Regions from separate parts of the Homo sapiens genome. Here region 2 is linked to region 1. The links are chromatin loops, found by intact Hi-C in ENCODE. Cell type or tissue: ascending aorta. All regions are shown on one strand. Links, peaks and the distances in the headings refer to the core of each region. The heading gives the core; the rest is flanking DNA.

Region 1 (5,380 bases), core at 179-5,178:
AAAGTGAAGGACCTGTTCAGTGATGCCAGGAAGTCATTGGAGACACTGTTGGAGGGGTGGAGTCTGGAAGAAGAACTGGGGAGCCCAATTGGTTAAATCCATTTTGTGAACCCCGATGTTGGTTTTCAGAGGATGATCAGTAGATCTGAAAGTATGTGATAGACACCTTTGAAGTCTTGTCCGCAGAGATAGAAAATACAAATTAAAAGAAGGCAGCTGTGGTGGTTCACACCTCTAATCCCAGCACTTTGGGAGGCTGAGGCAGGTGGATCACTTGAGGTCAGGAGTTCGAGACCAGCCCGGCCAACATGGCAAAATCCCATCTCTACTAAAAGTACAAAATTAGCCACATGTGGTGGTGGGCGCCTGTAATCCCAGCTACTTGGGAGGCTGAGGCAGGAGAATTGCTTGAACCCAGGAGGTGGAGACTGCAGTGAGCTGAGATCGCACCACTGCACTCCAGCCTGGGTGACAGAGCGAGACTCTTTCTCAAATTAAATGAAACATTTAAATGCGAAAAATGTAAGTTAAAATCAAAAAGCATTCAGAAAAGGGGCAGGCCGAGTGCTGGCTGGAATAATCAGGTGTGGCTTTGGGGAGGGAGTGATGATGATCCCATAGCCTTAGGGTCATCAGGGGAAGGGACTCATTTATTCAGTGCCTACTGCAGCCTGTCCCGTCGTCTTCACAACACCTCACAGGGAGACCTCATCATGCCCATGATGGGGAGGAGCTGCTGAGGCTCGGGTGGGTACCAAGCAGGGTTCCTACACCTAGCGGGGCTTGGTAACATCCTGTAATCGGGGAGCTTTTTCTCATTATACATGTGAGGGCCCCACTCTTGGAGAGACTCATTCAAAAAAGGTGGAGCCTAGAAATCCAAAATTTTAACACACATCAAAATTTTCTTTTTTAGGTTTTTACTTTTTTATCATAAAGATAACACATGCTTATTTTTACAAGTGATACAATACAGAGTTCCATTAAGAGAAAATTAATCTGCCTTCTCCGAGTCCGTTACTCTGAAGCAACCCTTTTAGCAGTTTGATGAATATCCTTCAATACTTTTATGTTCATACAAATACATGAAAATGTATATGTATATATACATCATTGTTACAAATTGCAACCGCTCATATTCAGTCCTAAGCAAGTTTTTCTTTTCCTTTTAACCTAAAAAGGTGTCACAGATGGGCCTCCAGGTAAGTGGAGGCAGTTTTAACTCCTTTAATAGCTGCAGAATATTTCACCATCTGAATGCACCAGCATTTGTTGAGTGGCAGTGCTGGGCTTCTCAAACTATCTGTGGCAAAATCTCTTATTAATTTCTAATCCATAGCAGACTCACACATTTGTAAAATATGATAAAGTGCAACTATTAGAAAAAGAGAATAAGGCTGGGCGTGGTGGCTCACACCTGTAATCCCAGCATTTTGGGAGGCCAAGGCGGGCAGATCACGAGATCAGGAGATTGAGACCATCCTGGCTAACATGGTGAAACCCCGTCTCTATTAAAAATACAAAAAATTAGCTGGGCGAGGCGGCAGGCGCCTGCAGTCCCAGCTACTTGGGAGGATGAGGCAGGAGAATGGCGTGAACCCGGGAGGCGGAGCTTGCAGTGAGCAGAGATCGCGCCACTGCACTCCAGCCTGGGCGACAGAGCGAGACTGTCTCAAAAAAAATAAAAAAACAAAAACAAAAAAAAACCAGGCATATAAAATGCCAGCTCAAAATTTAAAAAGTAAAATGACTATCAAAGTGCTGTAGGTGTTCTAAATGCTTAATCTCAATTCCTGTACTTACATCGTCACGAACTGCTAACAGCCCACAGACCACACTTTGGCAGCATTGGTCTGGGGTCAGCCTTCCCTAAGTTGAAAAAATCACTCTTCTGTGAAGACCTTGTCACTTTTCACCACCTCCAAATTCAAGTCCCAGGTCTCACAGTTTGTTCCTTTGGCTATGGCTCCAGTGCCACGTGCTTTGGCTCCAACCTGTCTCTGCAGTCCCTCCCCTGCCTCTGCCACTCATGGCTCCTGCCTCTGCACATTCTGTCCACTGTATCTGGAAAGTCCTCCCTTTATCCACCAGGCAAGGTGAAGTGATAGCCCCGAAGATTTTTTACCTCTTCTAGAAAGCCCTCTCTGACCCACCAGGCAAATTTGGGTCTTCTCTCCTCTTTACTATTTTTGCTCTTGTCCTTTGGATTATAGTGGTAGGTTTTTATAGTGATCTGTCTCCCCCACCTGGCTGTACCCTGAACTCTATAAAAGCTCCTTGAGGGCAGCCCCAGTATCTGACACAAGGATTGATTCTCTAACGTTTGTTGAGCAGATGGAGGGATGGATGAGCAGATGGATGGATAGATGGACAAACGGATGGATGAAAGAGCTTCCAGGCTTAGCTCTCAGGCTGTAACGTAATCTTTGCTGTACACAGGCCGTGAACTGGGTGGTTGGCCTTGCCCATGTTCAAATCCATTTCTGTTCTAGACTCCAGAATCTGTCAGGGCTGTCTTGAACCGTGGGTTTCCTTGAGGCCCTCTAGGGTACGTAGCCACCACAAATTCCAGCCAGAATCAGTCCTAGCTTAATTCAACTCTCCAAATTTCAGGGGAATTATCTTCCGTAGAGTCCCTCCAGAGGCAAATTTGTATTAGTGACAGTGGCCCAGGATGCTGTGTCCTCATCTTAGGAATCTGGACTAGGAATAGAACAGGGGACACATTTAGCCCTTTCTTTTTTTTGGCAGCATTCAAGGGCAGGCTAAGTCTGCTCTGGGCTGAGGGGAATGGCCATTTCCCCACCTGGAAGATGCCTGGAAAGCAGCTTTGGGGAGGGAGGAGTGGGGGCACGTGGCATCCACAGTCCTCCACTGATGCACATGGGTGTGCAGGGGTCTATTCATCGTTTCCACTCGAATCCTTTGCAGGGTGTGACCTGTCCTAGTCCCAGGGCAGGTGGAGGCATGCAATACAGTACTTTGGTATGCTTAAGACCTGACAAGGCTCCTCAAACAACATCGTTGAATGGTCTGTCCCATAGCCAACCATGCCCTCCCAGGACCCCCCAACAGGCTCTGGCTCCCCAAGTAGAGCACAAATCACACACAATTTCTAGTTGCCCAGCAGAGGGCCGTGGTTAAGAGTGTGGACTATGACTGCTGGCCAGAATCCCAGCGCTGCCACTCACAAACCATGTGGTCCTGGGTGAGTTATTTTGCCTTTCTCTCCCTGCATCTGCTCACTTGTAAAATGGGAATAACACGAGCACACAGCGTTTTTTTCCTCAGACTAAGGACTCTGGAAAAGCTGCCACATAGTAGGTAAATAGTCATCAGATGAATAAGTAGACAAATACATATCTCTACCCCCTCCTCACCCCCTCTTTCCCCTCCCTCCAATGCTGCCCACCATGGCTTCTCCCTACCTGAAACATATCAGTGTCATTCACCCACTTGCCCTTGACTCACATGACCCGCTGACCGCCTGGAAGCCTGTAGTGAGTGGTGTTCCTGCGAAGGAAGGCCCCAAGAGCCATCCCCTGGTTCTGCTTCCCCTCAGTGCTGCCTGGAGTGACACCTGTGTGCTGTGGGCATTTTGGCCCCATACTTAGCCTCCCCTCGGCATCAGCCTATGGAAACCCTGCTTAAGGGAAAACACTCAGCATACCTGAGAGACCAGGGAGGATCTGAGGCAGCTGGAACTCTCTGGCAGCTCCATTCCTTGGGAGACAAAGGGTTAATGACAATGGCCCAGAGGAATGGGGGCACACGGCATCCACAGTCCTCCATTGATGCACATGGGTGTGCAGGGGTCTATTCATCGTTTCCACTCAAATCCTTTGCAGTGTGTGACCTGGTCCTAGTCCCAGGGCAGATGGAGGCATGCAATACAGTACTTTGGTATGGTTAAGACCCCATCTAGACATGCTGTAATATTTGTATGGTAAACTATTGTGAGTGAAAGGATCTTTATTTAAATGAGTGCCTGGTGCAGAACAGACACTCGATACATATGATTTCCCTTTAGCTGTGTGACCTTGGGCTGTTAGTTAATGTCTCTGTTTTTGAGTTCCCTCCTCTGTGACATGGGATACCTACTTCTTGGGATTGTTTTGAAAAAAGTACCCTGCCCTTGAAAGCACTCGAATTTTGTTTTCTCTCCTTATTCAGATATTAAAAATGTTATAATAATTACAGTTATCCAACAGTAAAATGGGTTGCTGTGGCAAGTGGTGGGATCCCCAGGACTGCTGGTATTTAAGGAGGGCTGAGGGAAAGGGATGCCTGAATTTCAGCTGAGGTAAATGACCTCTAAAGCCTCTCAGGTTCCTGACATTCATTCACTTACTCATCAGACATTTAATGATAACCTATCATGTGTGGGCCAGCGTGCTTAAGAACCAAGACAAACTGTGGCCCAGTTCTACATTCATTGGGTCTTGTCCCTCTGAAGTAAAGGATGGACCCAGTGATTGTCCCTTGTCCCTTTGATGCGTGGAATTCCCAGTGATTGTCCACCCGACTGGAGCCTTGCCAAGCTTCTTACACTGTGCCTTCCAGCACGTGGAGGGAGGAAACCAATTCCTGCTCCTCGTGAATTCCAGAATGTAAGTTACCCCACAAGCCCATGCAAAAAGGGGAAGAGCTTCCTCCTTTTTCTTAGAGCATTTCCTTTAGAAAACTTATATTTTGCTGCCCCTTTGAAATGTATATAAATCTTTTTAAAAGCTAAGTAAGGCTCCAGTCGATTTTACAACCTAGGACTCTTTTCCTGCAAGGGCCTGGAAACCATCTCTTTGAAAATACAGACATCAAGGAAGATAGCTCCCTACCTCCCACTGTCAGTGGGAGGGCAGTGGGTAGTAGTTTCATTTAAGCACCTGGCTCCAAGTTGTAAAACTACCTGCTGTCCTAGAAACTTGAGTTTTATTTTTCCTTTTGATAAAGGCAATTAGCGAACACAAATGGTCACCAGGTGAATTTAGGATGAATTATGCTTGACAAATGGTGCTGTCAAGTCCTCTTACTTTAGTTCGAGAACATGTATGTAATGAATGGGTCCTATTTGCTTGCCCACATAAAAGGGTGGGATGTCTGTCTTTGCAATCTCCTTAGCAGAATGCTAAAGATGTGCATCACTAGTTTAATGTTTATTCAATAATAAAATATTTTCTTTTTCCTATATTTTATGGAGAGGAATTTCTGGGGTGGGAGGAAATTTAAATTGTTTCCCCAACACCTAGCACTTGCTCCTCATCTGATTCTTCCTTTCCAATCTGCCTGCTCAGTCAGAACCCCTAAAAAAAAAAAAAAGGAAACAGAAGGACATGCACATTTAGGCCTTGTACTCTGCTGGCTTTCGTCTGTTATCTGTGGG
Region 2 (5,380 bases), core at 313-5,312, 540 kb after region 1:
TGGTCATTTTGAAATTCCTTCCCTGGAATGCAACTGATATATTAATTTGTCATGTATGCCATGTAAATGTTCTATTAGGCATAGGGTATTTGATGGAAATAACTGAGTGCATATTCATTGTTTTAGTGATGAGGTAACAGCTTAAAATAGACACCTACATTCAAGAACAGCTTCTACCCTATGAACTCCTTGAAGTAGGGATCTTATTTTCCCCCTCGTTGAGCTCTAACCTGCATACTTATGAGGTATCTGGCACACTGTGGGCGCTTATTAATCTAGGACCTTTTCATTGAGAACCTGCTAGGTCCCAGGCACTGAATTGAGTTTTCTGTGCATATGCCAGCGCACACCTCTTTATGGGTGTGTGTTTGCAGTCTTGGCCACGCCCTTTCTGCCATCTACAGAGAATTCTGGCTTTTGCTCTGCAGCTTCTCCTCTTCCCTGCTCTCTGAGGAGAATCAGACTTTTTCCAGGTTCCTAGGCATTTCTGATGCAGAATTAAGAGACCTGGAGCCAGAGGGACAGAACTAATGAGGTGGGTGGAAGAGGAAGGAAAAGAAAGATTAGCCCTAGGAGAGCAGGACTTCGGGGAGAAGGATGAGAGAAAGGCGTGGCCATTCATGTTTCTCCCAATCAATTTGTCGTAGATTACAAACAGGGTATCTTTTATTGTGCTCTGAGAAACCCAGGTAAAGAATGTGATTTACTTCTGTTTCTAGCCTCTGTCTCTTCTCCAAGATAGGACCAAGTAGGTCCCAGTTTACATATATATTATTTCTAATATTTAGAACACCCTGACAGTGTAGGCATTATTGTTTTTAATTTCCAAGTGAGGAAAGAGCCTTAAAGCAGGCCAGTCATTTTCTCAGGGCTCCTCAGCTAAAGCTACGATTTGAATCCAGTTCTGGTGAGCCCAAAGCCTGCTGTCCTTCTGCAATGCCACACTATGTCCCCATAACCATCTGTTGAATTGAGCTGAATCAAAATGCTTCCCTTGTGAGGGGCCTCTATTTATTCTGGTATCATACACAAATGGGAAAGGCTTATTTCTGATATTTGATTCAGAAGAGAAAAGCTTAACTACTATCCTGGAAAGCAGGCCTGCCTTCTGTACTAAGCTTGCCTGTGGGCTTGATGGTTCATTTTGAAGTCCAATCACTCTGCACCTAGGAAATGGCAATGTTTACCACAAAAGGTTCAGCAAAAACTGTTGCTAAAATTGCTCTGTGGCCATTCATGTTTCTTAAAATCAATTTTTTTGACCAGGTAGCTGCCTGATGCACAGAAGTGAGAAGGAAAAGGTTTCTTCAAACTGCCAACTAAGTTACCCCAGACCTTTCAATGGCCGAATAGTAAACAAAAATAAATGCACTTGTTTTGGTGAATTATCATCTTAAATGGCTTGAAGGAATGTTCTCATGGTCTATTGCCATAGAAACCATGATAAAATTTCTTATAAATACTTCAGAAACAGGACTACCTACCCCCATGGAAAATGGATAGTGTGTACAATGGACCTCCAAGGAAATAAGTGGCTGTGTGACAGAAAATAATGTAACCCATTAAAAGAAATCTCTTGATGATCCAAGTCATAATGGATGAACTGTGTATATGAACAGAAAAGGGGAAAAAAAAAAGAATCTGACAGTCGTATGAGGTGGTTTTGGACTGGTGTTCAGACACCATTTTCCAAAGTTGCATAAACTTTCTTTCTTACTGAGGAAACATTCTGTAGGCATTAACAGTGAAGTGATTGCATCTATATTCAGAGAGTACATGCACAGAGCCATTATGGACCAGAAAGGAATTGTATAAAAATGATTTGACAAAAAAAAAATAGTCAGTCTGCTATGCCAAAATCCAGAGGACTCTACCTCAAGGTGAATCTTATTCAATTCCAAAATGTCAAGTAGATCTAGTCATTTTAATATTTTTATTAGATTAAAACTTGATACCTTTATAAAAGCTAAAGAAACTGACCGGAATATAGGCTCCAGCACTGATAAATTGTGTGATCTTGGGCAAGTTGCTTGGCTTCTCTAAGCCTCAGTTTCCTGATCCGTAAACTGAAGGTGGTGCTTATATTTATGGCAGGATTAAGTAAAATAACCCAGGCAAAGCACTCCACACTGTTTTCAGCACTCAGTAAGCACTCAACAGTAAGTGTTAGAAAGTACTTATCAGAAGTAATAATAAATATAATAACTGATAATAAGTTTGCACAACTCATCAACATATAGTGCTAATTTTTTCATTCTCTTTTCCCCTTGAACTCATAGACAATATCTGATCTTAAATAATTGAAAAGAATGTGCTCAGAGAGGAAGCAAACACAGATCTGAAAGTCACAGTCCACGCAGTTTCTACATTGCTCTGACCTTTCTGATATTGGTGGATCCGGAACATTCAAAGTGCCATGGGCATCCTTCTTGCAGTATTTCCTCCTGATGTTTGAAAAGAAAGTCTGTTTTCATAAGACCTTGGGCCTGATTTCCAGTGGGAAAAGGGCTGAAAAAAATTTGGCTTCATTTCCAAGTATCTTTGCATATTTCCCCAATTGCACAGAACCTCCAAGCTTCCCCAGATTACCTCGTTTCAATGACATCGAATCTTTCAAAGGGAATGTAATAATTCCACAGAGGACTTAGCATTTCTGACAGCTTACCTCCCACTGTCCTCAGAGCTTCATAAATTATGCTGCCTCTGAATGTGAGCTGGGCAGCACCATTTTCCTGGCCCCTTACGTGATTCATGGTTTCTCTTAACTATGTCAGTGCCTTGTCAGCAAAGCTGTTCCTTTTGGACACAGTATGATGTGATCTGCTTCTTGGAGGACAGCTTGCTAATTATGTACTGATTTTATATACTGATGATTTTGTTTTACAATTTCAAGGTAACTAATAACTATTAACTTTAGAAATTACTTCCAAATTCAGAAAACATTACCATTTAATTAACAATCTGCTCTCTGCAATACACTGTGACCTGAGAAACCACTCTAATGGTAATACACTGTTATCATTAAAATTAACCAACAAACCAAAAGAATGGGTGCTGTTAAGGTCAGATATGGAAAGACCATAATTAAAAGAAAGTGAAACTAAAAACAAGTATCAGACCAAAAGATCAACACAGCACAGACAGCCGCCGTGCCAGCTTCCCTGTTTTGCACTGCCAAAACAGCTCCCTCCTGACCTGCAGCTCCGCAGAATTCCAAACCTAGGCCCTTCTGGAGCTCAGGGCTGAGACAATTTGTTGCATGGTTTAGTAATGGAGGCTCAAAGCAAAGTGGATAAAACATTCCTGAAAATGACATGCCTCTAAAGTTCCCTCTGAGGTATCTATGATCTTTACATATGAGAATGAGCTATACATTTTTATGAATAAGTTTTATCTTTCCCCAGCCTTCAGAACTTCCCACAAGTCTTCCAAGCTACACAGGCTCTTCCTGACTTAGGAAGCTTCCACTCAGGGACGTTTGGTGGACGTTGTTCATGTGGGGCCTTCCCAGCATTGTCCTTGCCCCTGTGTCCTCAGGGAGGGTCTTGTCATTGCCAGATGCTTCTTTAGAGCTAGAGAATGCAGAATTGAGAGAAAGAGAAGAGAAGAAGGAAAAAGGCACATGGGATATGTCTAGGAAAAAAGGTTTTCAAGATTTAGAGAAGAGAGTTCTTGAAAAGCTATAGGAAGTCAAGAGGGGTAGAAAAGGAGGCTGTGGACTGTGTGCTGACAGCATGGTGTTTGAGAAAGGCAAATAAAGAACTCAATCAATTATTCTGAAATTACCTTTTAGGTACAGGCTATGTTTCTTGGTCAACATGACTACCTTGAGGTTAGACCTCTTGAATTTCAGCCTCAGGAGAATTTCTTTGGGAAAGATTACTACAGAAAAAAAGTTGGCACTACTCGGTTCTACTGCCAGAGTCCACCCGACTTCTGAGGCTTAGACACAGGAACCCTAGAGTCAGTATCGTACAAGGCTCCCTGCCCAACTCCCAGCTCCTGCTGTTGCTCAAGCTCCTCCACCAGTTCCATCCTGGGTCTCTCTCCTTAGAGGATTTTAAGAGGCCCAAGGCTTACAGAGAATAAAGGCATAGGGATTGTGCTACCTTAGAAGGATTTAAAAATTGGCCCAGGACAGGCCGGGTATGGTGCCTCATGCCTGTAATCCCAGCACTTTGGGAGGCTGAGTGGGGAGAATCACCTGAGGTCAGGAGTTTGAGACCAGCCTGGCCAACTTGGTGAAACCTCATCTCTACTAAAAATACAAAATTAGCTGAGCGTGGTGGCGAATGCCTGTAATCCCAGCTACACTGGAGACTGAGGCAGGAGAATCACTTGAACCTGGGAGGCGGAAGTTGCAGTGAGCTGAGATCGTGCCACTGCCCTCCAGCCTGGGCAACAAGAACAAGACTCCATCTCAAAAAAAATAAAAATAAATAAATAAATAAAAATTGGCCAGGGACAGAAGGCTAAAAGCCATTATGGGTTAAGTAGGGGTTTTTTGTTTTTTTTTGTTTGTTTGTGCTTGGCCTGAATTGATAATCTACCATTTTAAACATTGTTTCTGTTGGAAAAAAATGTGTTCTGATTTCCCCAAAATGGGTATATACAGGGATTTTTAAATCAATGCCCAAAGTAGGTCTAGGATAGTCACTCAATGCTTCTTAGGTTATGTTGATGTTGATTTGGCTTAATTTTTATTTTCAAAGGACAGATTCATCATTTATATTTTTAAAATATGTATATGTAGGTATGAATATAAATAAGAGTATTGGATATACACCAAGATGTTAATAATAATCTTTAGGCTGTAATATTATAATTGATACTTTCTTTTCTATATCTTTATATTTTCCAGAATAAGAAAACAATGAGGATTTTTCATTTTTAAGAAAGCAAATAACATTGAGAAACAAAATTTACAATAGCTTCAAAAAACATTTTAAATACGTAGAAGTAACTTAATAAATGAAGTGCATAACTTCTGTGCTGAAAAAGGATACAATATTGCAGAGAGAAATGAAAAAAGATTTAAATAAACAGAGAGATATCATGTTCATGGATTGAAACACTCAATGGTGTCATAACGTCAGTTCTTTCCAAAGTGATCTATAGATTCAATGTGATCTCAGGCAAAATCCCAAGAGGCTTTATTGTAGAAATTCATAAGCTGATTCTAAAATATGCAGTCATGTGTCACTTAATGATGGGGATATGTTCTGAGAAATGTGTCATTAGGCAATTTCATCATTGTGTGAACATCACAGAGTTTATTTACACAAACCTAATATAGCACATTTTACACCTAGGCTATGTGGTATAGCGTATTGTTCCTAGGCTACTACCCTGTACAGCTTGTTACTGTACTGAATACTGC

What was found. Hi-C counts contacts between places; a loop is a spot of excess contacts. Peaks named below come from ENCODE experiments on the same cell type or tissue, not always from the same donor. Only the 100,000 strongest peaks of a DNase experiment are listed, where the experiment ranks them.
Region 2: it touches region 1 in a loop (4-fold over the local background); 1 of 110 quality-filtered maps calls a loop at or near these places.

The regions. Positions count from the first base shown.
Region 1 is chr5:81,236,658-81,242,037 of GRCh38, forward strand. The region is part of intron 1 of CKMT2 (creatine kinase, mitochondrial 2); the gene reads left to right. CKMT2-AS1 (CKMT2 antisense RNA 1) reads right to left here. Exons shown (of 2, transcript NR_034123.1): 2 at 908-2,698. Among named protein-coding and RNA genes, the nearest start is that of CKMT2, 6.0 kb to the left of the region's middle. In ascending aorta, for the core only: a CTCF peak has its summit at 3,079; no DNase peak of the experiment used is centred there; H3K27ac peaks cover 2,431 bases.
Region 2 is chr5:81,776,093-81,781,472 of GRCh38, forward strand. LOC107986384 (a long non-coding RNA gene) reads right to left here and starts at 2,718. Exons shown (of 3, transcript XR_001742518.1): 1 at 2,666-2,718; 2 at 2,379-2,508. In ascending aorta, for the core only: no CTCF peak of the experiment used is centred there; DNase peaks (open chromatin) are centred at 2,734, 3,169 and 4,014; H3K4me3 peaks cover 1,553 bases; H3K27ac peaks cover 3,886 bases.